2 separate regions of the Homo sapiens genome follow, and region 1 is linked to region 2. The links are chromatin loops, found by intact Hi-C in ENCODE. Cell type or tissue: chondrocyte. All regions are shown on one strand. Each heading gives the region's core, and the rest is flanking DNA. Links, peaks and the distances in the headings are about the cores only. Region 1 overlaps GLIS1 (GLIS family zinc finger 1). Region 2 overlaps GLIS1 (GLIS family zinc finger 1).

Region 1 (14,865 bases), core at 6,397-14,396, 120 kb before region 2:
AGGGAAAGCCTGGTGGAGAGGTGGCTGCAGGTCTGGAGGGCATCCCTGGCTGGAAGCTCTGCCCATGGACCTTTCAGGAAGTGGCTCTCTTCTGGCAGCAGCCTCGGTCTACCCGGACCCAGGTGGCAGGGCTGAACAGAGGTCCCTGGCTTGGCCAAGGGCTGGTGTTCTGTGCTCACAAATATCTCACCCCTGATGGGGAAATGGGGCCAGTGCCCACAAGCAGTGGCGCGTGCTTGGAAGGCAGACCAGGAAGATGACCTGCTGACTAGGCAGGGCAGCCAGTCTTCCTCACAGCTTTTTGGACCCTAAGTGAGAGAACCATGGGTTACAGGGAAGGCTGCAGTCAAAAGCTGCCTTCTGGGGAGGGTGAGGGGATGTAGAAGCAGAGGCTCGAGTTGGCTCCTGTTCCTGTTCCTTGACATCAGGGACTCGGAAGTCTTCCAGGTGGAAAATCACTGCCTGGAACTCCTTCTGCGTCATCCTCTGGAGTGCGTTCCGAGGGGATGTTGCCTGTTGCATTTGTCTTCAGAGCTGTGGCCTAAGGTCCTTCCCCAGCTCTGACATCTCGCACTGAAGCTGGGAGGGCGTGTTCCTGGGAGAGTTTATGAGACTTTCTGGTTGGTTCTTTAATTGTTTCCTGTTTGTTTGCTGTCTGGTCTGGGGCATTGGGGTGGGTGGGGTGGGGAGTCCTCGGAATGTTGGCCTGGGCAGCACAGAAGAGGGCAGATGTCAGGAAACGGATGTGGAGACAGGGAGGTTTTCAAACGTGAGGGCTTTGGTTGCTAGAATAACCCTGCTCTGTCCCCATCCCAATACACGTCCTTGTATTTTACATAGAGTGTTCGTTGTAGCGGTTAGAACCACTGGCTCTGAGCCCAGTTCCACCTCTTATGGGCTCTGTGACTTTAGCAAGTTGCTTAACCTCTCTGTGCCTCTGTTCCCTCATCTGTAAAATAATCAGTAAAAGTGTAGTAGCACTTACCTCCTAGGTTGTTGCTAGGATGAAGTGAGGCAATACGTGCAAAAGTGTTTAGGACAGTGTCCGCACCGAGTATATGCTAAATAAGTGTTAGCTGGACTGTGGAAGGAGTGTGATGGATGGGTAGGTCCTTCCAGAAGAGCTGTTTCTCCTTCCTCCTCTGCTGTGTAGTTTAGCTCCATGGATGCTTCTCGAGCCCTGAGCAGGGGTTGGATCTCTGCTGGGGGTGGATCACATCCTGAACCTGTCCCAGGAATGTTCACAGCCTGGGTAAGGGGAGGCCCCAGAACAGACAGTGGCCCCCAGAGGAGGGTGGGACTTGGGGGGGTGGCACTGAACCATGCTTTGAAGGGTGAAGAGAGGTCCCTTAGGCAGAACGGTGGGGAGGAACTGCATGTGCAAAGCAACTGGAATAGGAAATGAAAGTTGGCAGCAGAGTGAGAACCTCAGAGGGCCTTGAATGCCAAGCTAAGGAAGTCCCAACTCTGCCAGTAGGCAGGGGGAGTCTCTGAAGGATTTTGGGCAGGGTGACCCACTCAGGTTGGCATTGCTGTCTTTCCTCCACTTTCCTTACAGAGCCTGCTATTGTGTCATTCTTGGGGTTTGTTGCTGTGACCGTCTTCCCACTATCCAGACAATGTCCAAAAGTTCTTGTCCTGCCTCCTCCCAGCTCCCTCCCGTGGTCTTGAGAGAAGTAGTCCTCAGTGGTTATTGAATTCATTTATGAATCCACCCAGTGAATATGGACACACCTCCTATAAAAATACTGGTCACCATGCTAAGCACAATGAAGGGGCATCTCGAGAGGGGCTGTATGGGGATGCCACGTGGAAGGTATTCTGTGCCCAGACTCATGTGGCCATCTCGAGAGGCTGTCAGCCAGGGTTGAAAGGCGAAAGTCTTTAAGAGACAGAGTTCTGCAGGAGTTCCAAGAGTGGATGATGACCTGTTCCAGCTGGGGGAGGCAGGCAAGGCTCCGTGTGGGAGGTGGGCCCTTGAGCGCTGGCGGGAAGGGAGTTCCAGGCGGCATGGGCAAAGTGTAATGGTGGGAAAGCAGACAGCACGTATGAGGACAGCAGTGAGCTCTGCTTGGCTGCACGGAAGGGCACGTGGAGGGAAGGAGAGAAATAAAGTTGGAGGGCCTCATGAGCATGGCCGGGTGGGGTGAGGGTGGGGGAGTTTGATTTATTTTCCTGTAGGTAGAGGGGGCCATGGAGAGTTTTTAGCTATGCTTTGGTAAGACTAATTTTCACACCCTGTGGTTCTTTGGAGAAAGGGCAAGTGGTGCATTTTTCGATCTTTCAGATGGGTCTGGGTCGTGGATCCTGTGTTTGCAGAAAGGTAACTTGTTACGTGAAACCTCTAAAAATCCTCAGATTTCTGCCTTAATGAAGGAGGCAATATTTCTCCCTTAGATTCCTTAAAACTTGAGTTTCAAGTGGGGAATAGTGATGCATAATTTATTTCTTCTGGTGCTTGATCAGAGATCTCGAGGGAAAGAACAGGAAGGAATTAGTGAGATCTATATTACAATTTAATTGCTTGAAGGAAAAATATTATTTTTTATTGTTAGCCATTAGCTGCTTCTAGTTTTATTAAACTCAGGCCTGTGCCGAGCAAAGCATTAACCGCTTGGAGCTCGCCAGCTCCCTGAGGGGAGGGAAACCTTCAGAATTGTCCCACCTTGTAAAGCAGGGGTAACTGCTGGGAGTGGAGAAGCCCTGGGGATTTCATGCATTGGAGACATTTCTGGACTTGGAGTGCAGCCTGCTGACTGCGAGTCTGCCTGCATTCTCAAGAGATGCTCTGGCACCCACAGCTAGGGGCCAAAGAGGGCCAGGAAAGGCCCCTGGCCCCTGGGTCAGGCAGACCTGAGCCTCTCCTAAGATGAGTGATCTTGGCTACATTGCTTAATCCATCTTAACAGATGAAGAGTTTTCATTTCTAGAGGTAGTTGCTAGAGCTAAATGAAACACTGTATATAAACCCAATACCCTTGTATTCAGTAGGTGCTCAGTAAAAGCCAGTTTTTGGGTCCCGGTGCGGCACACTTCTCCAGGCCATCTCCCCTCCTTTGTTCTGGCTCTGGGCTCCAAGCTCTTGTCTACCACCCCGCGCCCCTCCTGCCTTCCTGAACTGGACCTGGGGCCTCCCAGGACACAGGGTGGAGGGAAGAGGCCCAGGGTCGGGCTGAGCCCTCCGCTGTGCTGGACATTCACTGCTCGGTGCCTGCTACTTATGTGGCAGTCATGGCACCAGTGAGATGGGTCCCTGCCTTCAGGGAGCTCCCAGCTGGCTGGCTGAGGACAGACAAGTCGCTGCCGTAGTGCCCTGTCTGTCACCTTCTTCTGGTTAGTCTTCAGCTCACCCAGCCTGGAAGTGACTCCCCTTGACCTCTGCTTCTCTCTCATGCCGCTCCTTCATGCTTCACTACCAGTTAGTGTTTCGTACACATCCTCCCCTTAGACTTGCACCATGAACTTGGAGGCCTCTCACTCCCCTTTTACACATGGGAGCTGCAAGCTCTCGAGGTGAGATGACGGCCTGTGGTCACATAAGTGGGGATTTGGGCCGCACAGTCCAGAGCAGCTGAGAGTAGCAGAGCCTGGGGGCTTTCCTCTTCCTCAACCCACCCCCACCCCAGCTGACAGTCGGCCTGCAGGGCTTCGTTACACACACAGGGCTTTTTAAACAGATGCGGGCCTACTGTGGATTGTAATGTTTTCATTGACTTGCCTTCCCTGACTTATTAGGAACCACTTGCTGCCTGGCCGTGGTCCCTAGTGTCTGGGGAGGTAGTGAGCCAGTATATATATTTACGTATATTTAGAGATTGGGGTCTCACTGTGTTGCCCAGGCTGGAGTGCAGTGGCTGTTTGCAGGCACGATCGGAGCCGCCGATGTTTTCAGCCACCCTTCCGTACCAGTACCGTTGTCCTGTGCAACATTTCATGCTTACCAAGTGACCCTACAGCCTGGATTTTTTGAGGCAGCGTTAATTTACTATGATAGTGAGAATTTAGCTCCTGCTAGTGTGTGTGCAGGACTGTGCTGTGTGCCCCACGTAGCCCAGTCTGTAATAACTCCTTCTACCCCAAGTCCCAGGTCCGAGCCCTTGAGCAGCCTGCCCAAGGCCACACAGCCTGTAGGAGGTGGAGCTGGGACCCCAGCGGTGTCTGCCCAGCTTGGGCTTTCTTCCTGGGTGGTGCTGCCGCCTCAGCAGGGCCCCCTCTGCATGAGCTTAATTCATGGGCTGGGCCCAGCTTGGTACCCAGAAGGTCAGGTCAGCAGGGCTTTCCTGGGCCAGCAGGGACACTGGGTGCAGCCCATTGAGAAGAGAAGGCAGAAAGGGTCCCTGGCAGGGCCAGCCGGCTCGCAGAAAGGGAGTGAGGAGGTATAAGCTTGGACTTGAGTCCACAGGGTGAGGTATGGGGAGGGGAAGAGAACAACCGCGTTCTGAGCACCTACGGTGTGCTGTGTGCTTTGCTGATGTCTTCTCTCCTTGTCACCCCTCCCCCAGCGCCCCTGCCGTTTCTCACCTAGAGGGCCCACCCCCTCCATTTGGCCAACTCCCATTGGTCTTTCAAACTCATTCAGGGCCATCCTAGACCTGCCCTGACCCCAGATTGGGCCAGAGCCCCTTCTTTGGGTCCCTGCAGTCCCTAGAGTGTCCCTCCATGCAGCACTGGGCACCTGTGTGGTGGCCGCCTGTTGCCTGTCTCCCCTACCAGGCAGTAGACTGCAGGGGCCGGGACTGTTTCCTCCTCTTCGTGAGCCCAGTGCCCACCGTCAGGCCTGGCCCAGGCAGGCGCTCAGGGAAAGCTGGTTCAGAGTGACGGTGATGACACAGCCTCCTCATGTCTGCGTCATGTTTCCTGTTTCCCAAAGCATCTTCTCATCAAGGTCACTTTGAGCGGCACAGCCATCTGGAGGGTTAGGTAAGGCAGCGATCGATGAAAAGGCACGCTTTCCAGGTGGGGGCACTGAGGCTCAGGAGGCCACCCAGTGCGGTGGTAACAGAGCCCGGCCTCGACATCCCGGGCTTCCTGCACCATCCCCTCCCCTCTTCAGTGCCGCCAGAGCGCCTGCTTTATGATGCCCACACCCTTGGCGACCCCGAGGCCGGGACTGCTTGTAATCAGATTGCCTTCCTCCCCACTGAGCTCATGCTGCTGAGGGAATGGAAATTTGGATCTGTGGGCGGGGGTGAGAGGCTGGGCTGTGGGGGCAGCTCTGGCTGGGGTGCTGTGGGACCAGGATGGGATGTGGTGGCTGGGGGAGCATGCCAGAGCCAGACTTAGCAGTTCTGGCCTCTGGCCACAGGGGCTGCTGAGAACCATCTCAAGTGGTTGGCCAGATGCCTGCCCCCGAGGGCTGGGTGTCCAGAAGGTTTGGGATGGTCAGCAGCAGGGAAGATGGATCTTCTGAGGTTAAGTTGGCCATATTGGTGGCCTCCAGAGACTGAATGCCCCCAGGGAGACCTGGGTTCAAGTCCTGCCACTGACTTGACATGGGGCCATGGCAAGTTACAGCCCTTCTCTGCGTCAGTTTCCTCATCTGTAAAGTGGGATAATAGTCTCAGAAGGGGCTGTAGGGAGGATTAAATTATGAAACAGTGCGTGTAACATATGGAGCCACGATGATTTCCTTGTCTGCAGAGTGGAATGTACTTTGCCCTGCTTCTCTGTCTGGGTTGATACGAGGTCTCGACGAAGCACCCTCACACTGTGAAGTGCTGTGCACCTGTGAGGGACATACCTTCCTTCAGAAAAGATGGACATGGATGTAGAGGGATAGAAAAGGGCTCTGGAGGTGCTTCCTGGGATGGGATGGGCCCCTGGGAGTCCATTGACAGAGAGGCCAGTCCAGCCAGTGAAGATTGAGTGGGTTTCTCAAAGACTTTGGGGTTTGCTTAGGGTGGCGGTGCCTACCATCCAGAGAACTGGGCCTGCAGGGACCTTGGGCAAGCGTGGGGTTCCAGCCCAGTGGGGAGAAAGCAGGCCCGAGCTAGGATGGCCTGGGTTTCCCCAACTTCCCTTCTTCACAGCCAACTTCTAGCCAAGCCCTCCAAAAACTCACCCCCACCTGGGTCAGGGTCCCCCACTTCCACTCAGGCTAGAGCCCACACCCTCAGTATCCCTCCCCCAGCTACACCCACAGTGGCTGAGAAATGGGGCTGCTGGAAGCTCCATTTCTCAGCACAACCCCAAACTCTAAATCAGGGACAATAGTGGCACCCACCAGGCAAGGCTGGGTGAAGGTTACTGTAACCCTGTAGGGTAACACATTAATGTGTGTAAAGCACACAGTAAGTGCTCAATAATTGCTAGCTATGTTTATTGTTATCGTTACGTCCTTCAGGTTATTACCACATTCTTTCCATGCACATCTCAAGTACATTGGATACCATTGCTATTTTATGGTTGTGTTGAGTCCTTTTACTCTTCAGGCAGTGGGGAGCCATGGAGGGATTTTGAGCAAGGATATGACATAGGGTTGAGCTCCAGGATGCTGAATCTGGCAGTGAGTTTAAGCCTCATTACGTGGTGTGCTTCGTTCAAAGGGGCTTTATTGTTCTATAGTAGTTTTAGAAATAGCTTTTCAAACCCTTCCCTCTTTAGGTGGGGAAAAAGAGAGGTTGGATGAGAAGGAAAAGAAAGCTTGTGTTAGGAAAAAGGGAGGCAGTTTGAGGGGTCAGGTATTTAATAGAGATAGGGAGAACTGCAGAGTGGGCTGCAGGCTGGGTGTGAAATTGCCAGACACTGTCTCCAGGTTAGATTATAGGTGTGGAACTCCCCGCTCCTCCACGACTCCTGTCCATATGGGCCTTGCTGCTGCCATGGTGGGACTAGAGTAATGGTAATATACATCTCTCTATGCTTTCAGAGACACAGTCACTGGGGCGGAGTTGGTTTAACTGTGGAACCTGGTAATGCTGGGTGGGTGTGACCCTGGGTTGGAGTGGGGGTAGGAGGGAGGTCAGGATTGGCCATGAAAGGAATATAGAGGCCATTTAGAGAAACTGCAAATTCAGTAAGGTGGAGCTGTGCAGAAATGAAGGACCCTTTATTAGCAAATCCGAAGCTCGGCCAGTGTATGATTTGATGCTGGCTGAGTGGCTGCAGGGAGTGGCTGGTGGAAAAGGTGTGGAAGCTCCAGGCGAGGCGGTTGTTGGGAGAGGGAGAGGGAATGGAGGAGGAGCAGTGGTGGAGGAGCTCATGGACGTGGGAGAGCATGGAGCAGCAGGGGGCTCAGCTCCTCCCAGTCCGTGTGAATCTGGGATCCTGGGCCCGGGGTCCTCATCATCTCCAGTGATTCTGCTCATGGAGTCCAGAGTGGGCCCAGGATTCTGAGGGCAACAGGCAAAAGGCCAGACTTTGAGGAACATGGATTTAGGTTTATGTGTGTCTCATGTGGTGGTGGGAGGGGGGATGATGAGATGAGCAGGGCTGGGTCAGATGGGGATCAGTGGGCAGCAGGTGGTGAGAGAGGCTGGGCCTGGGCACTGAAGCTCCCACTGTGGGTACAGCTGGAGGGACACAGCGGGAGTGCGCCCTAGCCTGAATCTCTACAAAATTTTTTGTAGAGATGGAGGTCTTGCTGGGTTGCCCAGGCTGGTCTTGAACTCCTGGCCTTGAGTGATCCTCCTGACTCAGCCTCCCAAAGTGTTGGGATTATAGGCATGAGCCACGGCGCCTGGTCTCTCCCTTCCTTTTTGACAGGCAGTGTGGGCAAGTGCTTGAGGAGGAATGTGGACCCTGGAACCTGGGTTTGCTTCATCCCTGCTCCTTCACTGCTAGCTGGACAACGTCAGGAAGATTACCTGTGCTTCAGTTGCCCCAGCTGGAAAAAGGGGGACATAATTGTATCTACCTCAAGGGGTTGTTGTGAGGATTACATGTCTAGATTTATGCAAAGCGGTTGGAGTGGCACCTGGTTTTTATTATTCCTGCTCCAGCCACACCCTTGGACAGTTCTCACATCGACATCATCACCTGTTTCCAGTGATGCCAACCCCTCTGCCGGAATGCCCTTTCCTCCTTCTCTGTCTGTTAAGGCCAGTTCAAATGTCCTGCCTCCTGAGTCTCATTTTCTCAGCCGAAAACAGGGGTTAATCATCGCTGCCCTGCCTGCCTCTCTGGATGACTGAGGGAAAGAGAGACGGCCCTGGCATTCTGAACAGCACTGGACAGCGCAGGCTGCGCCACAGCGTCCTGCTTGTTCTGTCATGTCCATTGCCAGATGCAGACGTTGAAGCCAAGAGGTGCTGTGGTTAAAGTGTCCTTTCTCCACCCTCCAAACTGACCATTTGGCGGCCAGTTCAGGCAGAGGCCATTTGAGATTTGGTTCCTGAAGCAGCCCCCGCCATGTCTCATATGAGGCCAGTGGAAGCCGCCCCAGCTGTGTCCTGCAGCACAGGTCTTCACAGAACAAGGGCCTTGGAGACCACCCTCTTCCCCATCATGCGCTGATGGGGGCAGCGGAGCCTGGGGCAGTGAGCCATCCCTGCCTGTGGCCCTGAAGATGCGGTGTCGTGGTGCCGAGCGTTGCTGGGCGGTGAGGCTCCCTGGCCTGATGCCATCACTGTGCACATGTGGTTGATGTTTGATTCCTGTTCTTTACCCTTTCTAGCCTATGCTGGGGATCCAGAGATAAATCAGCTTCAGGCATGACGCAGGGTGCTCACAGCAGAGGGGGCAGGCCACCAGGTATCAGATAATGACCACACAGTGTGACTCAGGGTCAGGGAGCCCAGTGCAAGGTGTGAGAGAGCTTCATTTGGGAAGAGATAGGCTTGTGTTGGCCTGACAGCAAGGGGAAAGGCATTCCGCTCACTACGTGTAGCCCAGAGGTGCACAGTGGTGGGGATAAACCGGCTCTGAAGGGCACATGTGGGCAAGTGAAGGCTGGTGAGGGCCAGGGGCCTGAGGGCCAGGCTGAGCTCCTAGGACCTCATCTGCAGGGGCCAGTAATGGGCGCTGAGATGCCTCTCAGAGGGGCCTGGTGGGGGTAACACATCACAGATGCCATGCTCCTGGACAGGGGAGGTCTGGTCTCAGGCTGTTACTGTGGGCCCAGAGAGGGGCTCGGTTTGCCTAGCATCACACAGGGCATTGGTACTGCCTGTGGCCAAATGGAGAAGTAAGTCTTTGTTTGGGCTAAGTGTTGAGAATGAAGACCTCTTGAGCGCTTGCCTTCTACTGTTCTCAGGCAGAAAGGTCACAGTGCAGATCTTGCTGGGACTCCCTGTCTCTGTGGTCACTTGCTCTGGTCTGGCCGGCTCTCAGCTCAGGATGTTTCTGGGTGGGAAGATACACGGGACTCAACAGGTGGGTCAACTTGGTAGACAGTGGAGGGCTGCAGCCAGGAGGGAGGACTGGAACCAGAGCCCAGCCAGGGTAAATGCTTCTTGCCAGGAGAAGGAGGGCAGCTGCTGTGAGTCCTGCCCAGGCAGGTGGTGCCTCTGTGAAGCCTCTGAGGCCTCCTTCCCTCTGACTGGGCTGTGGCTTCTCTGTATGTCCACTGGCCCCTGCTTCGCTCCATCACAGCACTTACTGCTCTGAATTGAAACTCTCCACGTCTCTCTTTCTAATGACTGTTGAATGAGTGTTGAGGTGCATGGACCAACTGTACCTTTGGGCTGGTCTCTTCACCTGCCCCACCCTGTGAGGGTGGAGTGTAAGGAGACCATCAAACGACCTGAGAGAATGTGCTCAGCCATCCACAAAGTGCTATTGAAAGCAGGGGGCTTGAGGAAGAATGTGGACCCTGGAGTTCTAAGACTACTGTGACAGTTTTATTCCCCAGCCATGCCTGGCCCAGAGTCTGGCCTGGGGGTGTGGCTGGTGCCTCTGCACTACTCTTGGGCCTTCATGGATTCTGCCAGCAGGTGTCCTCAAGGTGCCCCCAAATGAATTCGCTGCCATTGGGCAAGATCAGGCACTCAGTAAAAATTGAAAAACGAGTGGTGCAGCCCTTTTAGAATTTTTCTGGCAGGTTTTTTGGTTTTCACCAGAAAACATCCCCCCCCACACAAAAACCAATTTAAAAACTACTTATTTAGCAGGTTTTTCCTTAGCACCTCTTCCTGTACATGACACCGTATGGGGGCTGTGGGCCTGCCCTGGAGGAGCTCAGGGTTTCCTGGGGAAAGCAAGACAGTCACCCATCAGCGTGAGACCAGGGAGGAGGAATGTGCTGTGGAGCTCGGGAAGGACATCCTAGTTCCCAGTCGGGAGACCAGGGAAGTCTTTGTGGAGGAGGGGGCATTTGGCCCGGGCACTAAGGAATGGGCAGGAGAGCAGAGAGGGTGGTGGGAAAGGTGGCACAGAGGCTGGGGGACTGGGTGTAGTCCCTAGTCCCTGGCTCGGCAGGACTGCACAGCTGCACGAGGGGAGAGCCCCCTTCCACCCGCCACGTCTTCCCCTTTCCCCACCTCTACCCTGCAAAGTGCTCAGAGCACATTTTGTAGGGACTAGTCAAAATACAGACTCAGACGGATTTATCCCCCATGAGCCCACACTCGCATTCCTGGGCACAGGAGGGAGCGATGAGCCCGTGGGGATGTTTGCAGAGAAAACAGAAACGAATGAGTCTGGTGAGGTGCTCTTCTTGAATCAGGGACCGAGAGCGGGTGTCAGCACGCCACACACAGGGCCAGAGCCTGCCGAGCAGGAAACGCGCTGGGGCAGGGCCAGTCTGGCCTCCAGCAAGGCAGCCCCGGTTCCTCAGCCTCGACAGCACAGCACGGTGATCTTGATGGCTCCAGGGAGGGCCAGAGGCTGGGTCCTCCGGGCTTGAGGTGGGGCTAGGGGCACAGCCGGGCCCGCTTGCGTCTAGGACTCTTCCTCATCTATGATGTGGTGGACGCCACCAGCTCCCCGAGTTGGGGTGAGAGATGCGGGGAGGTCAAGCACCTGTGCCTGGGAGCCTGCACAAGTGGGAGCAGTTGTCACTGTCCCCTGGTGACATGGGGGCCTGGGGCAGAGAACACCCTGTGATACCTGGTTAACTGGAACCCCCGTTAACCAGAACTCCTGCCCACTGTCCGTCCCTTCGTGAAGGAGGTGGCTAGATGCTATGGGAAGACCCTGGCTGGGTGGTGGGCGGCGGGGGCTCTGACCTGGTGCTGCCCCTTCCTAGCTGGGGGGACCCATTGCATGTAAGCAGACCTTGTGGTTTGGGGAAGAGAACGCACAGAACCACCCGACAGCAGGGGGCCCTTCAGGAAGCTCCTCGGCTCTCACAGGAGAGCGGGGATGTACTCGGGTCTTCCATGAGGAGTTATTGTGGGGGCTCAACTGTGCGAGGCCTGACACGGGCTTGGTGAAGCGGGGCGGGCTGGTTGGACCGGGTGATAGATGTTGTCCTTGGAATGACTGGGAGTAAATAATTAGTGAAAGAACTCCATGGGAATCCCTTAGGAGACTCTTTCTTTCTTTCCACTGCCCACCCCCTAAAAATGTCTGAGAGACCCAGGTGGGCGGGTGGTGCCTTGCAGGGTATGAAGGGCCTTGGGAGCTGGGACTACTTCCGTCCTCCTCTGCCCAAGAGGCAAGCGGCCCCTTCCAAGTCCAGCTCTCCTGCCTGGCTCTGGTTCTGCTCCCACAGTGATTCTCTCGTTTGCCTCATCCTGGGAAAACCTTTCCTTAACTTCAGGAGATTCCGGGTTCCAGTCCATGCTCTGCCCCTCGGAGGCTGTGTGACCTCGTCGAAGTTACTTGGCCTCTCTGAGCCTCAGTGGCCTCACTGGCAGTGGAGTAGCTCTTGGGAGCCTCCTATACACAGCTCTGGAATCCACTGTGTACCAGGGCAAAGAAAGGGCTCAACACTGTCAGGAAGTTCAGTTAGGTGATGGACACGGTGATCCTGCAGGCCACAGTCCCATCTCCCTAGCATGGTGGACAAGGCCCTTGGTGATCTGGCCACAGCAAACTTATTGCCCCACCCCCGCCACCGTTCAGGCCACCTGGAACATTTCCCATCCTCTGAACCCGTCACACGTTCTCATGCTTCTGTGCCTTTGCATGGTCACTCTTTTCTTGGCTGGAGAGCTCCTATTTCTCTCTTAAACCCAGCTCAGATGCTCCCTCTTGGACTCCTTCCTGTATCTTTCAAGCAGAGTCAGTTCCCCTGGCCAGAGATGAGCACTGTTTTCCCTGCATTCCAGTTTATCTGCTTCCCTCGCTGCCTCCCCCCACAGTCTGTGAGCTTCCCAAGGAGAGGGAGAGGATCTGATTCATCTGTGCCTCCAGGGTCCAGCTCAGGGTCTGCCACCAACCAAGCAAGGACCATTCTCCTGTGCTCACAAGGACCTCTGCTCTCTTTCCTAACCTTCTTTCCCACTTTGGAGGGAGAAAGCACTGCGGATGAGAACAAAGCAATGTCCTCCATCAGAGAGGCTAGGGGGCTGGTGGAAAGTGGAGTAGGCTGAGCCGGAGGGGAGAATTGTGCCGTGTGGAGCTGAAAGATAACAAGGGGCCACGGTCTGACTTGGCAGTGCGTGGCCTCCAGAATGGGCTGCAAGGGAATCTTCCTTCCTTCCTTCCTTCCTCCCTCATTTACTGAGTACCCAGCTTCAGGGCAGTCATAGCTCCGCTCCGTGGGGAAACAGTGGAGCATGAGAGAGAACCTCCTAAAGGGGCTTTGCAGTCTGGTGGGAGAGATGGAAGGAACAATGGCCATAGGTGGGCAGCTGGGATCATGGCTGCGGGAGTGGAGAGGGGCCAGTGAGCAGCCTGGTGGATGACAGGGAGATGAAACTAGATGAAGGGCAGGGGCAGAGGGGGAGGGCAGGTTTCTGACGGAACCCATGCATGAGAGGGAGTGGGGAGAATCTGAGGTGGGGCTGGCCACAGGCTGGCTGGAGGGCTCAGCAGGGAGCAGTTCCTGAGGCCAGATGGCTCAGCACAGTGGCAGCGGCTCCCAGCAGATCTGGCTGCGGGATGGAGGACAGATTGAAGGGCCAGTCAGGGGCAGGAGCCTCAGACCGTGGTAGCGGTGGCCAGCGCTGAAGCCGCTGGGGAGAGGAGGGGATGGGTTAGGACCCACTATTTGAGACCTGACAACTGACTGGATGTGAAAGCTGAGGGTGAGGGAGACAGTCACAGGCAAGGAGGGAAGTGACAGTTGTCTCAGGAAATAACTTGTTGGAAGAGAGGGGAAAAAACACAAAGAACTCAGCAGGGATCTCTGCAACTCAGGGTAATTTTGGCTTCGGAGAGTCAGCCTGCTAATCAGATTGTAAAAATCAGGTACCAGGGTTTTTGCAGAAAATGCAGCAGATCAAAGCCAGGGTCGATTAGGCTCTGATTAAACATTGCCGAGGAGGTCAGACTCATTACGGAGGAATGTACACAGGCCGGCAGCGCTGACGGGGGATAATAACAGATCGCGCCCGGCAGCGCAGACACCACGGCGCTCTGGGGACGCGGTCCTCCGCGGCGGGGCGGCCACAAGGAATGGTATGTCCGCGGGCTCCAAAGGGAGTGAAGGTGCAGGGGTGTGTGGCAGCATGTAGGGTCAGCTGCATGCTGTCTAGTCTCCTTCTCTGTGGCCTCTGGATGGGGAGTGCTCCTGTGAGCTGGGCATTGGCAGAGGTCAGCCAGGACACCCGTCTTGCTGTCTTTCACCTTTACCTGCTTGCTCATGGCCTTTTTGCTGGGGGAAATGCCTCCCCACCCTCTTCTTTCTTCTGTGTCCCTCCCAGAACTCTGCCAGCATCTCCTCCAGGAAACCTTCCCTGACTTCCACCCCAGGTCAGGTGTCTCCTCTGGGTCCCCACAGCCTCAGAGCTCTGGCTTATCTCCCCTCCCGTGAGTCTCTTGATGGCAGCATGACTCTCTGTGTCCTCTGTTTCCAGCTCAGGGCTGGGCAGAGTGGATTCACTGATCTGGGCAGAGCCAATTCCCTGAAGCCACACAGCAAGCCAGGCTCCACTTGCCTGCCCTAAAGCAGGCCCAGGACTTCTGCTGAGAGGTGGTCATGGGGTAGGGGTGCTGGGAGCCTGCTGGCCAGGAGGAGAGGAGAGGCAGGTGGCCCACCAGGCTGGTGTGGGAGCTGTATGAAGGAGATTCATGGCAGGGAAGAAGGGAATGAGTGCCAGGCTGAAGAGCCTGGATGTGACCCTGTGGGCACTAGTGAGTTCTTGATTTGAGGTAGTGACAGAAACCAAACTGTGCTTCAGGAGGTACTGGAGGGCCCTCCATTTCTTTGGCGAGAGCAAGATTCTCTGAACAGCCACCCACCCTGGTGGCTTTGACCTCTACTTGTTGCTTCACCTCACAGTGTGAAGTGAGGCTCACCTGCAGTGGTCCCCATGAACCATCTTAAGGGCCCCAGGCTGGTCCTGACCACAAAAAGCCCAGGAGTCAGAGGGAGCAGGGAGACCCCTAGAGGCTTCTAGGCTTTCCCACGCTTTCCCAGGGTTAGGAAAATCGGCTGAATTTGGTTCACACATTCCATAAATACACAACACCTTCTGGGTGCCAGCCCTGTGTTGAGTTCTGGGGAGGCCCTGAGGTTCTAGCAGCCTGGCTCCCTCCAGAGAGGGTAGGAGGAGCTGGACTGCAGAGATCTTGGGGGTGGGGAGGACATGGACCCAGGAATGCCCTGCCCATCTGAGGGAGACATGGACACCCCCAGGCCTGGCTGGGAACTTTGGAGTTTAGAAGGAAGGAACACAAAAGCCCTTAACCTCCCAGCTGGAATGTGGACACTTCATCCATCCTGCTCTCCATCTCTACTCCAGCCCCATAAATGTCCAATTTGGGGAAAAGATTCCACTCTAAGCCCCAGCAGAACAAGGTGATTAAGAAACTGAGCTCCATAAAATTGTCCGAGCTCTGGCAGGCGGGGTGGGTCAGGAGAGTCCCTGAGTCTCA
Region 2 (16,266 bases), core at 5,149-13,148:
GGAGGCCAGCCCAGTGCCCAGTACCCAGTGGTGCTCAGCACCCACTTACCCCTGACCCCTATTTCCCTCCCTTCTTCATCGGCATTATCAGGTTACAGGAGAGGCTATGCCCTCAGTTCACAGCTCCTGGAATGTCAGATTCAGACAGGAACATAGAAACCATCTGCTGCGACTGGAAACACAAATTTGGAAACTGAGGCCCAGAGAGGCGTTCTTATCCAGGTTCCCACACTGTTTCGCTCTTGGAAAGGAATTTACGATCAAGTCCTCCACATAGTAGATGCTCAGTAATTAGCTGCTGCTGCAGCAGCTGTTTATCATTAAGCCCATCTCTGCAGATTCTGTTTTTATGACCATGGGCACAGAGGTGGGGCAGGAGTACAATTTTGCATTAATTGATAACAAAAGGATGGAAACAGCCAAGAATGCAGCAGGAAAAATGATTCCACCATCCAAAAACAGCTATTTTAAAGTGTGAGGAAGGAAGGAAAGCGGCATTGGTTAGGCACGTGTTCTCTTCCATATGCCAGACTAAGGCTTTCGTCCATGTTTTCTCAGTGGATCTTGTGATGCGCTCATTTTATGGATGAGGAAACTGAGGCCCAGAGAGATCAAGAGCTGGGATTCCAGCCCCTGGCCTCCCCCTGCTCTGGGGTACCCTCTGTCAGCATCAGCGATGACTCCTCTTTTAAATTGAGCTCACCTTGGAGGACCCCTGACCAGGCCTCTTAATTAGTTCCTGCGATTCCTCAAAAGCAGTCACGTGTAATTTGGGCTCTTCATGGATTTGGAGCATATCTCTCCACTTAACCTGCACAAAACCTCTGGGGAGGTTTTGCTAAATCAAGAATCAGCACTAGGAGCTCAAGGTGTCCTCTTGCCTCACTCCCTGACCTTTGTGTACAGGAAGATACCAACCTCACAGGTAGGGAGGCCTGTAGGGCTCGGGAAAGGGAGGGCTTGGGGCAGCGGCCTGGGGCTCCAGCCCTGAAAGAGGGTGCAGGAACCAGGTCAGGATGGAGGGGCTCTGCGGCTCATGGCTCTACCCATGGGGGCAGAAGACAGAATGTGGGGAGGTCCCATGGCCAGTAAGAGGTGGCATGGGGTTCAGGTAAGCCTGCAGGCATAGCCACCCCTCAAGAGGCCTAGGCTCTGCCCCAGGGGCTCCTGGAATCAAGATTCTGATCCCAGGCCTTACCTGATCCCTTATTCATCAGGACGGTGGCTGCACATGCATTTTCCTTGTTCTGGTCTCAGTTTACTTACCTGTTCAGTGGAAATGATAACCGTGTCCAATTGCTTACCTGCCCTTTACTCCGTATAGTCCTACGATAACCTCATGTCATTGGGACCATTGCCCTATCTTTCCAACGCAGACACTGGGACTGGAGAGATAGGGAGCTGGCTGAGCGGCAGGGAGGTCTGTGACAAAGCCCAGGGCAGGCGATTGCCCTGTGCACCTCTCCCTCTGAGCCCGTTGCCACACCCTGGGGTGTGATGATGTTTTCCTGGGCCAGCTCTGCCCCCACGGCTGCCCCCATGGCTGCCCCCGCGGCAAGCACAGCTTGCGTACTGGGGGAAGACAAGGTGTGGTCCTGAGGAGTGAGGGCTGCTTCCAGCTCCAGCTGATAGGAACAGAGGGTATGATGCCTGCAGTCAGCACCTCTGTCGGGAGGTTGGCAGCTCATGGCTTCGAAGCACCAGCTCTTTAATTGTCTCCATATTGTGAACCCAGGAAGATCTGTCCTGACAACTGGTTGGTGAAATCAGCCATGGGATCCCCCTCCCACAGCCTGAGCAGCGGTTTCAGCCTTTCAAAAGCTGTCTGAGGTGGTTACCTAGAGGGTAAATTAGATTCACCTGGCAAGGCCTCATGTCCCCTGGCACGGTCGTGAGAATGCTGAAGGTTGTTGCCCTTGGATCTGTGTCAGAGAGAGAAGCATGGAGTAGGCCTGGGCCCCAGGAAGCTGGGCAGGGGGCAATAGGAGTGTCCAGTCCCCATTGGTGAGATGGTAAATCCAGTGGGGCTTTCTCATTGACGTCCTCAAGTTCCAGCACCTCTGCCTTTGGGCCCTTTCCTCCATGAGAAACATTTAAAAGTATATTTTATGACAGCATTGGTATAAAGAAAAACATATTATGTATTAACACATTTTCTTTGACCTAAACTGTTTTTTTTTTTTTTGGATTTTAAATTAAAACATTTTCATGAGTTCCTAGAAGTATCATGGACTGTAGGTTCTGTGCCTGCTGTGTCTCCTAGAAAATCAGCCCCAAGAGCAAGGCCTGCAGATCCTGGGGCTGCTTGCAGAATGGTACATGTTTTCTTCACCCCTTCCCTTCTCTGGGCTTCAATTTCATCCTCTGTGAAAAGGGGTAGGTGGAGGAAAATCCTGTTGCAATGTTCTACTCTGCTCCCTTCTGTTACAGTTGATTTTGTTCCTTATCATTGAGTTATTGTTTTCCATTAAGAAATGATGGATAGTTACAATAAAAGATCTATGTGCAGTTAAATTGACATAGATTAGAGAAAAGGACATAAATACTTGGAAAACCTAAGCTCACTTAATTATCGTGATTGAATCGTATATTTTCCTGGAGCTTCCTGGTAGCCAAAGCAAAGAGGGCAACTTGTTGATACAGGATTCTTTTTGAGTGGGAAAGGAAGCAGACCAGCCAGCTTGTGTGCTGGGGGCAGTTTTGTCTGGATATTAATCCCTACGAGGTCTTATGTGTGAGTCATATGAGCTGATGGCTGGAGGAAGGCTGTAAAAATGAGAGAGTTCATTATTAACAGGTGATGATACAGAGACCCTGAACAAAACAATAGACCTTATTTTCACAAATAACTATGCTACTATTATTTGAGAAAAGCCAAGGGCAAGTAAACACTGGTAGTGAAGGACCTAGGTCCTAGTCTGTGTGGTGCTGTTAGCCTAGCAATATGTCAGCCCTCTGAGGTAGCTGTCATTATCCCCATTTTACAGTAGAGGACATTGAGATTCAGAGAAGTTAATTAACTTGACCCCGATCACCCAGTGGGATTCAGGCTGCTATAGCAAGCAGCCTGTCTTTGCAGACTTCAAGTCTGAGTCTATTACTTGAGACTGATGCAGTCCTTTACTCAAGGAGTCTGTAGCCTAGTGGACTCCAAGGTCCCCGAGGGTGACACTGTTTGCCCTCTTCTTTTACCTGCTTTAAGGAGGTGCTCAGGGGATGATGGGGCCTAGGAGAAGGAGCAACAATCAGCCTGGGCCTAGGGTAGGGGGATCAGGATGGCATCGTGGAGGAGATAAAAGGGCTTCCAGGAGGAGGCACTGGCATGGGGAAGGGCCAGGGTGTGAGTTAACGAAGCCTCGCTTGGAGTGGTGGCAGAGGAGGAGAGAATGTCTACCTGCCAGGTTCCTTAGTTACAAGCAGCAGAAACCAATCCTGGCCATAGTGAGCCCTGCATCCCCACTCAGAAATATATTGGCAGGCTCCAGGGACCACAGGCTATCTGTCCAAGGGAAGAGGATCAGACTCAAAACAGGCAGGATCCCAGGTCCTCCAGGGGCACACAAGCTTAGAGCCTACCCAGACACCATGATGGGATCCTCACTTCTGTGCTCCAGGGCCACAGCTGTAGCAGGGCAACCCACTGGCCAGGCCTGGCTGCCCTCAGGTGGATAGGGGCTGGACCCTGCTTTGTGGGAGGCATAGGTGTTCCCTATTTACAACTTCACTTCCCGCACTCAAGGAGTGATAGTTCTTACTATGGGGAAACTGGGCAGCCAGTAAGACTCACGTGTTTGTCAGCTCCAGAAATGGCTTGATCTGAGAGAGAGAATCAGGAGGGACAGGTCACCAGGAGGCAGTGCGGAGTCTGCTAGATGCATGGGGTGGGGTGGGGAGCCCAGTTGAGGGCTCCAGCCTCTGGCCTGGGTTCATTGAGTGGGTGCTGGTGCAGGCCTGGCAGCTTGGGGAGGAAGCTGTGACTTGATCTGGGGCATGCTGAATAGGGAGGTGTCAGCCAGAGGGCCCCAGGGGGGTAGGGGATGCGCAAGTCTGGAGCTCCTAAGGCAGGAGAGGGGTGTGGTCAGCCTCAAGGTAGACTAAGAAGCATGGAGGGGGGGGAGGCTGGAGGAGCTAGCCTGTGAGATGGGGGGCTAGAGAGCACCCACAGGGGACATCAGCATTTATTGGGGGAGGGAGGAAGAACAGGGAAAGTGAGGCACAGAGATTGGGTGGCCAAGGGGACAGTGTGGTGGGGTGAGCAGTGGAGCCATCAGGAAAAGCCCTGGGGTCAGGGAGGGTTTTGGTGGAAGCAGAGGGAACCTGGGCCTTGTTAGAATGTGAATGAGAAGGGCTGGAGGAGAAAAGGGCAGTTTGAAAGCAGCCGAGGGGGACATTTGAGGGAAAACTGACTGCACAGCAGACCAGGTGGCTTAGGTTGAGGAGAGTGGGGTACAGAGTTGAGCCCTCGAGCCTGTGCTGGTGTGGACTGTATGCAGGCGTGTGTGTTTGTGCATGCATGCACGAGTATGTGTGCATATGTGTGTGCACGTTGTGGTCATTGCCTTCTTAGCAGCTGGAATCCAGGAAGGCGGAGCTGATCCATGCATTTTGCTCAGGGTTTATACCAGCCTAGCAGCTGAGAGGGCCAGAAGGACAGGGAGAGGCATCTGAGCTGGGCAGTGAGGAGGTGGGGGCCAGAGAGGCCCAGTGGATGGGGAGGCGGGAGGTCAGGGGTGCACTAGCTAACTAGCTGGAAGAAGAGGCAGCTGTGCTCAGTGATCACCATGGCCATCTGCCAGGAATTGCTTGAGGGTTTTACATGGGTCATCTCACACTGCAAAATAGGTATTATTCTCTCTCTTTTATGGATGAGGAAATGGGACACAGCAAAGTTAAGTCACGTATGCTTGGTCACACAGCTAGTGCTGGAGCTGAGATTGTCCCTGCATCTGATGCCCCAGTAGGATGTGTGGATCTGGGAGGGGGCATTGAGGAGGATGGAGGAGAGAGGATTTGGGGAAGGAGACCAGGATAGGAAGTCACCCAATGTGGCTGGGCCTGGATCAGGGAGGAAGCCTGGCCTCAGAAACAGGGCCTTTGCTGAGTGTGGAGTGTGAAGTACCCGGGGTACACGTCTCCAGGAGCTGGTGAGGGGGACGGGTAGGAAAGGGGCGGTGGGCATCTGAGGTGAGGAGGCAGAGAAAGCAAGTCTGTCTCCTCTGAGGGTGTTTTGCTAAGCCCTGGGGTGCAGCAAGCACGGTGTGGAGTGATGACTTTGACTGTCCTTTCCCTGGGGACACACAAGAGCAGAGTGGTTTTGGTTGTTCGTGCCCACTGTACCCCCTTGGGGCCCTCTTTGATCTCCTCCTGACTGTGCATGTGCCCTGTGTCTTACAGAGGGGACCCGCAGGGCGGCATAATCAGAGGGCATTACAGAATCCTCCTGTGTAGCCCCTCCTGCACCCATCCCAGCCCAGTGCTGCTCCTGCATGGGTGTCACTGTTTGTGTGTGTTCATTCATTCACTCAATCCTGCATTCATTCACCAAGCACCTGCTCCATGTCCTGCCTTGTGCTGAGTGTTGGCCACACAGCCAGGAATCTTGCCCTGGAAGTGCTCATAGTCCAGACAAGGAGAGCCACTTGTGACCCAAGTCACACAACCAACCACGGGATGGATACCCTGAGGGAAGACAGGCAGGAGCTCAGAGGAGGGGACTTGGACACTAGGGCCCCGTGTGGGGAGGAAAGCTTGATAAGAACTACCGAGGTGCTAAAGGACAGGAAGGGTGTCCCAGGAGAGGGACCAGCATAGGCAAAGCTTGGAGATGAGAGTTGTGTGAGGCCCAGAGCATGGAGTGATGGAGGAGGCCAAAGAGGCAGGCAGGGGCCCGGTGATGGGGGACTGTAGATGTCAGACTGAGGAGCTTGGGCTTTGTCTTCAGGGCTGCAGAGACCGCAGGAGGGTTGAAGCAGGGGGGCGTGAGGCGTGTGTGAACAGAGGCTTGTGTGAGCTTCCTGTTCCCCGTGAGGGCCAGCGCCCATAGGCAGCCGGGATGTTAATTGCAATCTGTGCTCCGTTCTTGATAACTCACAGATAATTTAATTCTAGAAATTTTTCCAAGAACATAGTATCTTTAGTTGCCATTTCCCAGGGTTTAATAACCCCTTTTCTCCAGATTTATATAGGCTGCTGGAAAGTACTGTGCTTGCAAGCAGTTTTCCAACTTGGCCCAAGTATCCTCTGTGTTGGGCCAAGGTGTCCAGTGAGGGCCCAGATGAGATGTGAGGTTCAGACCGGGGCTGCCCACCCTGCCCCCGGAGTGATCACACCATTTGTTAAGAGAGTTGCTGTGAAGGAGCCTGACTGTGGGCGAGGGAAGACATCCTCCCTCCAACGGGCCTGTGGCCAAACCTTGACTAAACTCAGCCCTCCTGCCCCAGCTTTTTACCACATTCACAGCTAGACCCCATGGCCCCATGAGGATCACAGTGCCCCTTGCTAATGGTACAGCTGGAATGACAAATGTGGCTTAGACACAAGGCCCAGGTGGGGCTGCTTCCTTTACTCATATTGGGGACCAGCAGACATCATGACCCACCAGCCTCTCCAGGCAGAGAAAGGGTGAGAAACTTCTTCCCCAAAACTAGTCCCCAGGGCTTGCTGTGCTGTGTGACCGGGGGAAAGTCACTTTACCTTTCTGAAGCTTCTGTTTCCTCACCTGTACAATGGTGTTTAGGTGGGTGTCCCAGAGCAGAGCCTGAGAGGGGGATTAGTATACAGGTAATCTCCCAGGGGAGACTGCGTGGGAGGCCCTGCTGCTTGTGGCAGTAATGATGCCTGTCTTCCAAGGTGAGAAGTGTTCATTCATTCAATAATCTTATTGAGTACCCAGAATATGCCAGGCCATGTGCATGTTCTGGGTACAGAGCGGTGCATATTCTGGGACAGAGCAGTGAATGGGACCTGAGGTGAAGGCAGGCTGGATGGGGCAGTGGCAGGGGAAGCTGACCAAAGGCCCAGTGATATGTGTGGAAACTGAGGCTCAGAGCTGTGCTGGACCAGGGAGGGCCTCACGGACAGTGCCCTGGAAGGAACTTGGAACCAGGACCACAGAGGTGTGGGTGGTCTCAGAGTGGTGAGGCCCCACCCAGATCACGGAGTTCTGCCATCTGAGTGCCTGGAGCCGGCTGCAGGATGGAGCAGCAGTTGGTCTATCTTTGCAGGAGCTGGCTGGCCTGCAGCAGCTGCTGCTCTAATAGTCATTGCCTTACCATTTGTAGTGCATGGAATGGAGCAGAAAGGATGCCCTGAGTGTCTGTTTATGCTGTTTCTAAAAGAGCCCCTTAGATGCCAGGCTTGCTGAGCAACCAAGGAGAAATCTGTGGTCTCCAGCATTAGCCGGAGCCACTCCGAAGGGATGTTTTCAGGGTATACCAAGTCCATTTCTAGGAAAGCACTGAGGCTGCCTCCCTCAAGAAGCTCCGACCCTGACACCCTGGCTTCTGACATTCCTGTGTCTGAGGGCCCATGTGTGCATGCATCTGCGTGCTCCTCACACCACGTCTCTAACTGTGCATGTGTGTGTGCGTGTACATGTGCATGTGCTTGTGTGGCACATTTGTATGGTTGAACGTGTTACATGGGTCAAGATGTCATGTGTCCTCCTGTGTGTTAGTTTTTGACCATGTAACTATGTGTACGTGTGGCTGTGTGTGTCTGCACATCTCTGTGTGTGTCCATACAACGTAGGTCTGGGAATGTGGGCTCTATAAGCCTGAGGAGGGCACCATTCCTTCAGGCCGGGGTGGTCAGAGGAAGTACACCAAGAAGGGTGGGCTGGATTGGGCCCTGGAGAGTGGACATAAATTGGAGGGGGTGGAGGGTCTCCCCCCACCGCCACTGTCCTTCCCCCATTCTCAAAGCTTAGAGGGAGAAAGCTATTGAAATAGGTTTCAGCTCTGTACCAGGATGGACTTTCTAACAGGCGGCACCTTCCCCAGCAGACAGAAGGGATGAGGTTTCCATCCCCAAAGTGTGGGAGCAGAGGCTGGCCTGCCACTTGGTAATTGAGCTCAGTAAACATTCGCTGAAGCTCTGTATTCCATACCAGGGCTCGCATTGGACCCTGGGACACAGACATAATTCAGCTTGAGTTCCAGCCCTCAAGAAGATGGACCCATAAACTGCTGGTGGTAACCTGTAAGACTGGTTCTCCAAAGAAAAATACAAAACACAGTGACTGAGCCTTTGGTGTGCTAGGCTCTGTTCTGAGCACACTAACACTTTTGAGCTAGGTGCTGTTTTACAAATGACAGACTCAAGCCCAAGCAGTGAAGCAGCTTGCTTGACTGTGCCTGCAGCAAGCAGAGGCGCAGCTAGGATTGGAGCCTTCACCCCTGAGACAGGAGGCCTTGGGGCCACTGACCCTCCTCCCTTGCCCCAGCTCCAGGCAATGGGGTCAGCCAGAGCCAGAAAGAGGCATGTTTCTGTCCCCAGAGCTCATATGTGTCCAATAGGTTCCTGTGCCATCCTGCTGGCTCCTTGCCAGCCATTCTCTGAGAGCTCTCAGCACTGGGCTGTGTTATTAATCACCAAGGCCTGGAGGCTGCTGCAGTGCCTGCTGAGAATTTTAATCCACCAGGAATGTAAACGTCCCCTGACTGCACGGAGGCTGTTGGCCATGGTGCCACCTGATGTAGTTGCTCCTATGACAGGGCTGGAAAGAGTCTCCCCACTGCAGCCCAAAGGGAGGTGGGCAAACAGGTAGAGAGGACAGCTGGTGTCGTGGAAGGAGCACTGGATCAGGTGGATGGGGTGTCTGGGTCCTTGCCCTGCCAGTGACTGCGCTGATCTTTATTAATAGTAAAAATAAAAGTAGTAAATGCTCAGTGTTTCATACATGCCAGATACTGTGCTGCAATAGGATGAGCTCCCAATACCCACAGGGGAGGTGTCACCATTCTCATTTTACAGATGGAGAAATAAATGGAAGCTTAGAGAAGGAAAGATACTTGTCAGGGCAATGCTCTGGGAAGTGGAGACACCAGGATTTGCATAAGTACTATTTGGCCCCAGAGCCCTGACTCATGTTTAATTTTTTAATTATATCATATTTGATATATTCAAGAGAATACATGCAAATATGTGTAAGCAATAAAGCATAACAAAATGAACATCTGTGAATTCCTGGAACTACTGCCTATTTTCTGTTTAGTGTTCGCTGCTTTCTTTAACATGATTTCATCACACATATGTATCCTTAAACAATATATTGTTTGGTTTTGCTTGGTTTAAAGCTTTATAAAAATAGTCTCATACTGTATGTGGTCTCTGCAGTTTTTTCACTTAATATTATATTTTTAAGATTTTGGCCGGGCGTGGTGGCTCACGCCTGTAATCCCAGCACTTTAGGAGGCTGAGGCGGGCGGATCACGAGGTCAGGAGATCGAGACCATCCTGGCTAACACGGTGAAACCCCGTCTGTACTAAAAATACAAAAAAAATTAGCCGGGCATGGTGGCGGGCGCCTATAGTCCCAGCTACTTGGGAGGCTGAGGCAGGAGAATGGCATGAACCTGGGAGGTGGAGCTTGCAGCGAGCCCAGATCGTGCCACTGCACTCCAGACTGAGTGACAGAGTGAGACTCTGTCTCAAAAAAAAAAAATTTTTATCCATATTATTGTGTGCAGCTATAATTCATTCATTTTCACTACTGTATACTATTACATTCTGTGAATAACTCAAACTTTAATCATTCTCTTGTTGATGGACATTTGGGTTGTTTCAGTTTTCTGCTAGTACAAACAACGCTGCTGTGAATATTCTTGTTCATGTCTCTTTTTGAACCTATGGAACATTTTCACTAGAATGTGTGCCTAGAAATGAAATTGCTGGCTTAGGGAATGTATGAAAATGCCGGCTTGTTTTCAAAAGTGGTTGTTCCGCTTATACTCGCACCTACAGCATATTGAAGTCCTGTGGTTCTATGTCCTCAAAAATGTTATGTAACTATGCCAGTTTGGCAGGTGTGAAATGGCATCTCGTGGTCTTAATTTTCATTTTTAGCTGATTACTAATGAGGTTGAGCACTTTTCACAGTTTATAGGCCATTTGTGTTTCCTCTTCTGTAAAAGTCCTTTCACGTCCTCTGCCCATTTTTCTATTGGTTGTTTGTCTTTTTCTTATTGATTTATAGGAATTCTTGATATTTTCTGTCAGTTTGTGACTTAGCTTCACTTTCCTGATGGTATTTTTTTTTAGTAGAAGCTTTTCATTTTCATGAGTGGAATTTATCAATCTTTCCTTTTATTGTTTGTATTTTTGTGTCTGCAGTAAAATGTCCTTCTCTACCTTAATGCTACAGATAAATCCTCTGATAATGGGAGGGCTTATTTTACATTTTTACTTTCACATTTATTTTTAATCCATTGGAATTAGAGTATATGGTATGAGGTAGGAATCCAGTTTGATTTGTTTCCAGCTGGATATCCAGCTATTCTGGGAGCCGTTTGTTGGATTGCCTATCTTTTTACTAGTGATCTGCAAATCCAGTGATCTGTAGTGCCACTCTGTCATATATCAGAGACTCTGTATATCTATGAGCCTATTTCTGGGCACTTCTGTTCTATTACTGAGTTTTTCTACCCCTGCACCAATACCACAGCACATTAATTACCATAGTTTCATAAAAAGTTTTTGCTAGTATCTAGTAGAAAAGTCCATCCCCGCTATTTCCCACCCCAGTCTTGTTTTAGTGTTCCTTGGCTTTTCTTGGACTTTGCTCTTCCATATGTGTATTTTGGAATCAACTTTAAAATTTCCACGAAGCCAGGTGCAGTGGCTTACACTCGTAATACCAGCTACTTGTGAGACTGGGGTGGGAGGATTGTTTGAGGCCAGGAGTTTGAGACCAGTCTGGGCAACATAGTAAGACCCCCATCTCTAAACAATTTTTTTTTTTTTTAAATTAGCCAAGAATGGTGCTCGCCTGTAGTCCCAGTGACTTGGGAGGCTGAGGTAGGAAGATTGCTTGAGCCCAGGAGTTCAAGTCTTCAGTAAACTATCTATTATAAATACCAGTGCACTCCAGCCTGGGTGATGGAGTAAGATCTCAACTCAAATAATAAAAAAAGAAAGAGAGAAAGGAAAAAGAGGTCAGGGAGAGGGAGGGAAAGAAAGAAATTTCTATGGAAAACCTTGATTAGATTTTGATTGGAATTCCATTTACTCTATAGATCAATTTGGTTGGGGGGAACGGGAATAGGACCTCTTTATATGATTATTAATTCTTATTGTTCATAAACATGTTCTTTGTGACTTTCTACAGTGTTTTATATTTTTCTCTATATATGTATTATATATCTTTCTTTTAAAGATGTATTATAAGTCTTCTTATGCTTTTTGTTGTGATTGTGAATTTTATCTTTTTTAATTACTTTTTTATTTGTTCCTGGTGAATAGAAATAAAATCGCTTTTTAAATATTTATATTATACCCAGCCAACTTGCCAAATTCTCTTATTATTTCTATTCATTTTTGTGTAGATTCTTTTGATATTTCTATATAGACTTTCATAGATGTGAATAAAGAACATTTTATTCCTTTTCAATTTTTATACTTTGTTTTATCTTTTTCAGAAATAATGATAGTAGACCTCCTTGTCTTGCTCCTGATTTTAAATGCTTCCAATATTTTACCATTAAGTGTAATATCTCCTATAGGATTTTTATGGACTCTTTCTCTCAGATTAAAGGCTTTTTTAAAAAAAAAAATAGACTTTCTTTTTTAGAGCAGTTTTAGGTTCACGGCAAAACAGAGTGGAAGGTACATGGAGTTACCCTATACCCCTGCCCTCACACACGCAGCCTCCCCTGCTATCAACATCTCACACCAGAGTGGTGCATTTGTTACGATCAACGAACCTACATTGACACATCATTATCACCCAAAGTCCATAGTTTACATTAAGGTTCATTCTTGGTATTGTACATTCTGTGGATTTGGACAAAGGTATAATGACATGTATCTACCATTATAGGACCACACACAATAGTTTTTCTGCTCTAAAAGTCCTCTGTGTGCTGCCTGTTTATCCCTCCTTCCCTTGGCAACCACCGATGTTTTCACTGTCTCCTTAGTTTGTACTTTTTCAGAGTGTCATATGGTTGGAATCATACAGTATGTAGCCTTCTCAGATTGGCATATTTCATTTAGTAATATGCATTTAAGTTTCTTCCAGGTCTTTTTATAGCTCAATAGCTCATTCCTTTTCACTACTGAATAATATTCCATTGTCTAGATGCAACACAGTTTACTTACCCATTCACCTACTGTATTAGTCTGTTCTCACACTGCTATAAAGAACTACCTGAGACTGGGTAATTTATGAAGAAAAGAGGTTTAATTGACTCACAGAGCCACAGGCTTAACAGGAAGCGTGACTGGGAGAGCTCAGGAAATTTACACTTATGGTGTAAGGTGAAGGGGAAGCAAGCATGTCTTATCATGGTGGAGCAGGAGACAGAGAAGGGGGAGGTGCCACACACTTTTAAATGATTAGATCTTGTGAGGACTCACTCACTATCACAAGACAGGGGAAATCCGCCCATGATCCAATCACCTCCTACCAGGCCCCTTCCCTGATACCTGGGGATTACAATTTGAGATGAAATTTGGGTGGGGACACAGAGCCAAACCATATCATTCCACCCCTGCACCTCCCAAATCTCATGTCCTTCTCACATTTAAAAACCAATCACGCCTTCCCAATAGTCCCCCAAAGTCTTAACTAATTCCAGCGTTAACTCAAAAGTCTGAGTCCAAAGTCTCATCTGAGACAAGACAAGTCCCTCCCACCTACGAGCCTGTTAAATAAAAAATAAGTTTGTTACTTTCAATATACAATAGGGGCTACAGGCATTGGGTAAATTATCCCATTGAAAAAGGGAGAAATTGGTCAAAACAAAGGGGCTACAGGCCCCAGGCAAGTCCAAAACCCAATAGGGTAGTCATTAAATCTTAAAGCTCTGAAATAATCTCCTTTGACTCCATGTCTCACATCCAGGGCATGCTGATGTAAAGGGTGGGCTCTCAAGGCCTCAAGCAACTCCATCCCTGTGGCTCTGCAGAGTACAGCCCCCGCGGCTGCTTTCATGAGCTGGTGTTGAGTACCTGTGGCTTTCCCAGGCACATGGTGCAAGCTGTCAGTGGATCTCCATTCTGGGGTCTCCATTCTGTGGCCCTCTTCTCATAGGCCCAAGGGGGGCTCTGTGTGGGGGCTCCAACCCCACATTTCCCCTTTTCACTGCCTTAATAGAGGTTGTCCATGAAGGCTCTGCCCCTGTAGCAGACTTCTGCCTGGACATTCAGGCATTTCCATACGTCCTTTGAAATCTAGGAAGAGGTTCCCAAAGCTCACCTATTGTTTTCTGTGCACCTGCAGGCCCAACACCACGTGGAAGCCTCCAAGGCTTGGGGCTTGCACCCTCTGAAGCAATGACCTGACTTGTACCTTGGCCCCTTTTAGCCACAGCTGGGGCTAGGGCAGCTGAGATGCAGAACACCATGTCCTGAGGCTGTACAAAGCAGCAGGGCCCTGGGCCCAGCCCACGAAACCATTTTTTCCTCCTCAGCTTCTGGTCCTGTAATGGGAGGGGCTACTGTGAAGGTCTCTGATGTGCCCTGGAGATATTTTCCACATTGTCTTGGCTATTAACATTCGGCTCCTCTTATGCAAATTTCTGCAGCTGACTTGAATTTCTCCCCAGAAAATGGGCTTTTCTTTTCTACCACATGGTCAGGCTGCAAATTTTCCAAACATTTTATGCTCTGCTTCCCTTTTCAACATAAGTTCCAATTTTAGACCATCTCTTTGTAAATACATATGACTATATGCTGTTAGGAGTAGCCAGGCCACATCTTGAAAGCTTTGCTGCTTAGAAATTTCTTTCACCAAATGCCCTAAATCATCTCTTTCAAATTCAAAGTTCCACAGATCCCTAGAGCAGGGGAACAATGCCACCAGTTTCCTTGCTAAAGCATAACAAGAATGACCTTTGCTCCAGTTCCCAGAAATTTCCTCATCTCCATCTGAGACCATCTCAGCCTTGACTTCATTGTCCATATCACTATCAGCATTTTGGTCACAACTATTCAACAAGTCTCTAGGAAGTTCCGAACTTTCCCATATCTTCCTATCTTCTTCTGAGCCCTCCATATTGTTCCAACTTCTGCCTGTTACCCAGTTCCAAAGTTGTTTCCACATTTTCAGGTATCTTTATAGCAATGCCCCACTCCCAGTACCAATTTTCTGTATTAGTCTGTTTTCACACTGCTATAAAGAACTTCCTAAGACTGGATCATTTATGAAGAAAAGAGGTCTAATTGACCTACAGTTCTGCAGGCTTAACAGGAAGCATGATTGAGAGGCCTCAGGAAACTTGGAATCATGGCGGAAGGTGAAGGGGAAGCAAGCATGTCTTACCATGGTGGAGCAGGAAAGAGAGAGAGAAGGTGGAGGTGCCACACACTTTTAAACAATCAGATCTTGTGAGAACTCACTCACTATCATGAGAACAGCAAGGGGGAAATCTACCCCATGATCCAGTCACCTCCCACCAGGCCCTTCCCCCGAAATATGGGGATTATTTATTTAGTTCTTTGATTTCTTTAATCAGAGGTTTGTCATTTTCCTCATATAGATCTGGTAATATTTTGTTAGATTTATACCTAAGTACATCATTTTTAGGGGTGCTAATGTAAATGATACTGTGTTTGTTTTAAATTTCAAATTCTACTTGTTCATTGCTGATATATAGGAAAGTAACTTGATTTTTATATACTAACCTTGTATCTTGCAACCTTGCTATAATTGCTTATTAGTTCCAATAGGTTTTTTTCATCTCTTCTTTTGGATTTTCTACATATACTTTTATGTCATCTGTGAACAGTTTTATTTCTTCCTTCCTGATCTGTATATCTTTTGTCTCCTTTCCTTGACTTCCTTCCTTAGCTAGGACTTCCAGTATGATATTGAAAAGGAATGGTAAGAGGGGACATCTTGCCTTGTTCAAGACATTCCTTTTTATTCCTAACTTGCTAATAATTTTAGAATATATGTGCATTGAATTTTATCAAATGCTCTTTCTAAGTCTATTGAGGTTATCATAATTAAGCTATATAGCTTAACTACTTCAATTTGTATATGTAGTGAGTCAAATTTACAGACTTTACTAATGTCAAATACTTCTTACATTCTTGGGATCCACCCAACTTGGATATAATTTGTTCTCTTTTCTATACATCACTCAATTCAAAATTTTTTGTCTTTATTTATGAGTGATATTTGCCTGTGGTTCTCCTACTTTTATTATCTGATTTTGATATTGGGGTTTTATTGGTCTTATGGAGTGAGTTTGGGAGTATCCCTTTTTTTTTCTATTCCTTGAAGAATTTGTATAAGATTAGAATGATATGTTCTTTGAACATTTGGTAAACTTGCCTATAAAACTATCTTTGTGGAAAGATTTTAAACTACTGATCCAATTACTTTAATTGGCATAGAACTGTTAATGCTTTCTATTTCTTGGGAAGTTAGCCTGCCCCTACCAAGGAATTTGTCCATTTTGTATATGCTTTCAAATTTATTGCCATAAAACCAGTCATAGTGTTCTCTTATTTTTTAATCTTCACTGGATCTGTAGTTATGTTTCTCGTTTTATTCCTAATATTATTCCTTTTTTTGTGCCTTCTTTTTTAAAAAAAATTATTTCATCGGAGGTTTGTCTACTAGTCTTTTCAAGAACTAATTCCTGTCTTTTTGGTTCTATTTTATCTTCGTTTCTATGACATTAATTTCTGCTTTTATCTTTATTATCTCCTTCCTTTTACATTTTGTTTATTTTGCTGTCCCTTTTGTAATTTCTGAAATGGATCTCCTAGCACATTAATTTTCAGCCTTTTTTTCTAGCATAAACATTTGCAAAATAAATTTCCCTTTTAATGCCACTTTTACTGCATCTCAGAATTTTTGATGTGTAGTGTTGGCATTATAGTTCAGTTGCAATAAATTGTAAATAAGTATTGTAAATACCCATTATAATGTTTTGATTGATGCAGTGGGCCTTTAATTTTCCAAACATAGGAACATTTTTTGCCTTTATGTGATTGACTTCTAATTTAATTTTACTGTAATTGGAGAACATTATTTATATGATATTGGTCTTGTATATGGCAGTTTTTTGTAAATGTTGCATATGTACTTGAGAA

What was found. Hi-C counts contacts between places; a loop is a spot of excess contacts. Peaks named below come from ENCODE experiments on the same cell type or tissue, not always from the same donor. Only the 100,000 strongest peaks of a DNase experiment are listed, where the experiment ranks them.
Region 1: it touches region 2 in a loop (5-fold over the local background); 2 of 110 quality-filtered maps call a loop at or near these places.

Annotation. Positions count from the first base shown.
Region 1 is chr1:53,683,893-53,698,757 of GRCh38, reverse strand. All of the region lies in intron 2 of GLIS1 (GLIS family zinc finger 1), which reads left to right. It also overlaps the pseudogene RNU7-95P. Among named protein-coding and RNA genes, the nearest start is that of GLIS1, 48 kb to the left of the region's middle. RefSeq lists enhancers at 4,158-4,784, 12,369-13,197, 13,198-14,027. In chondrocyte, for the core only: CTCF peaks have their summits at 9,691, 9,893, 14,161 and 14,360; a DNase peak (open chromatin) is centred at 10,700.
Region 2 is chr1:53,564,981-53,581,246 of GRCh38, reverse strand. The region is part of intron 4 of GLIS1 (GLIS family zinc finger 1); the gene reads left to right. Among named protein-coding and RNA genes, the nearest start is that of DMRTB1, 110 kb to the right of the region's middle. RefSeq lists an enhancer at 4,112-4,741. In chondrocyte, for the core only: no CTCF peak of the experiment used is centred there; DNase peaks (open chromatin) are centred at 5,403, 5,949 and 8,506.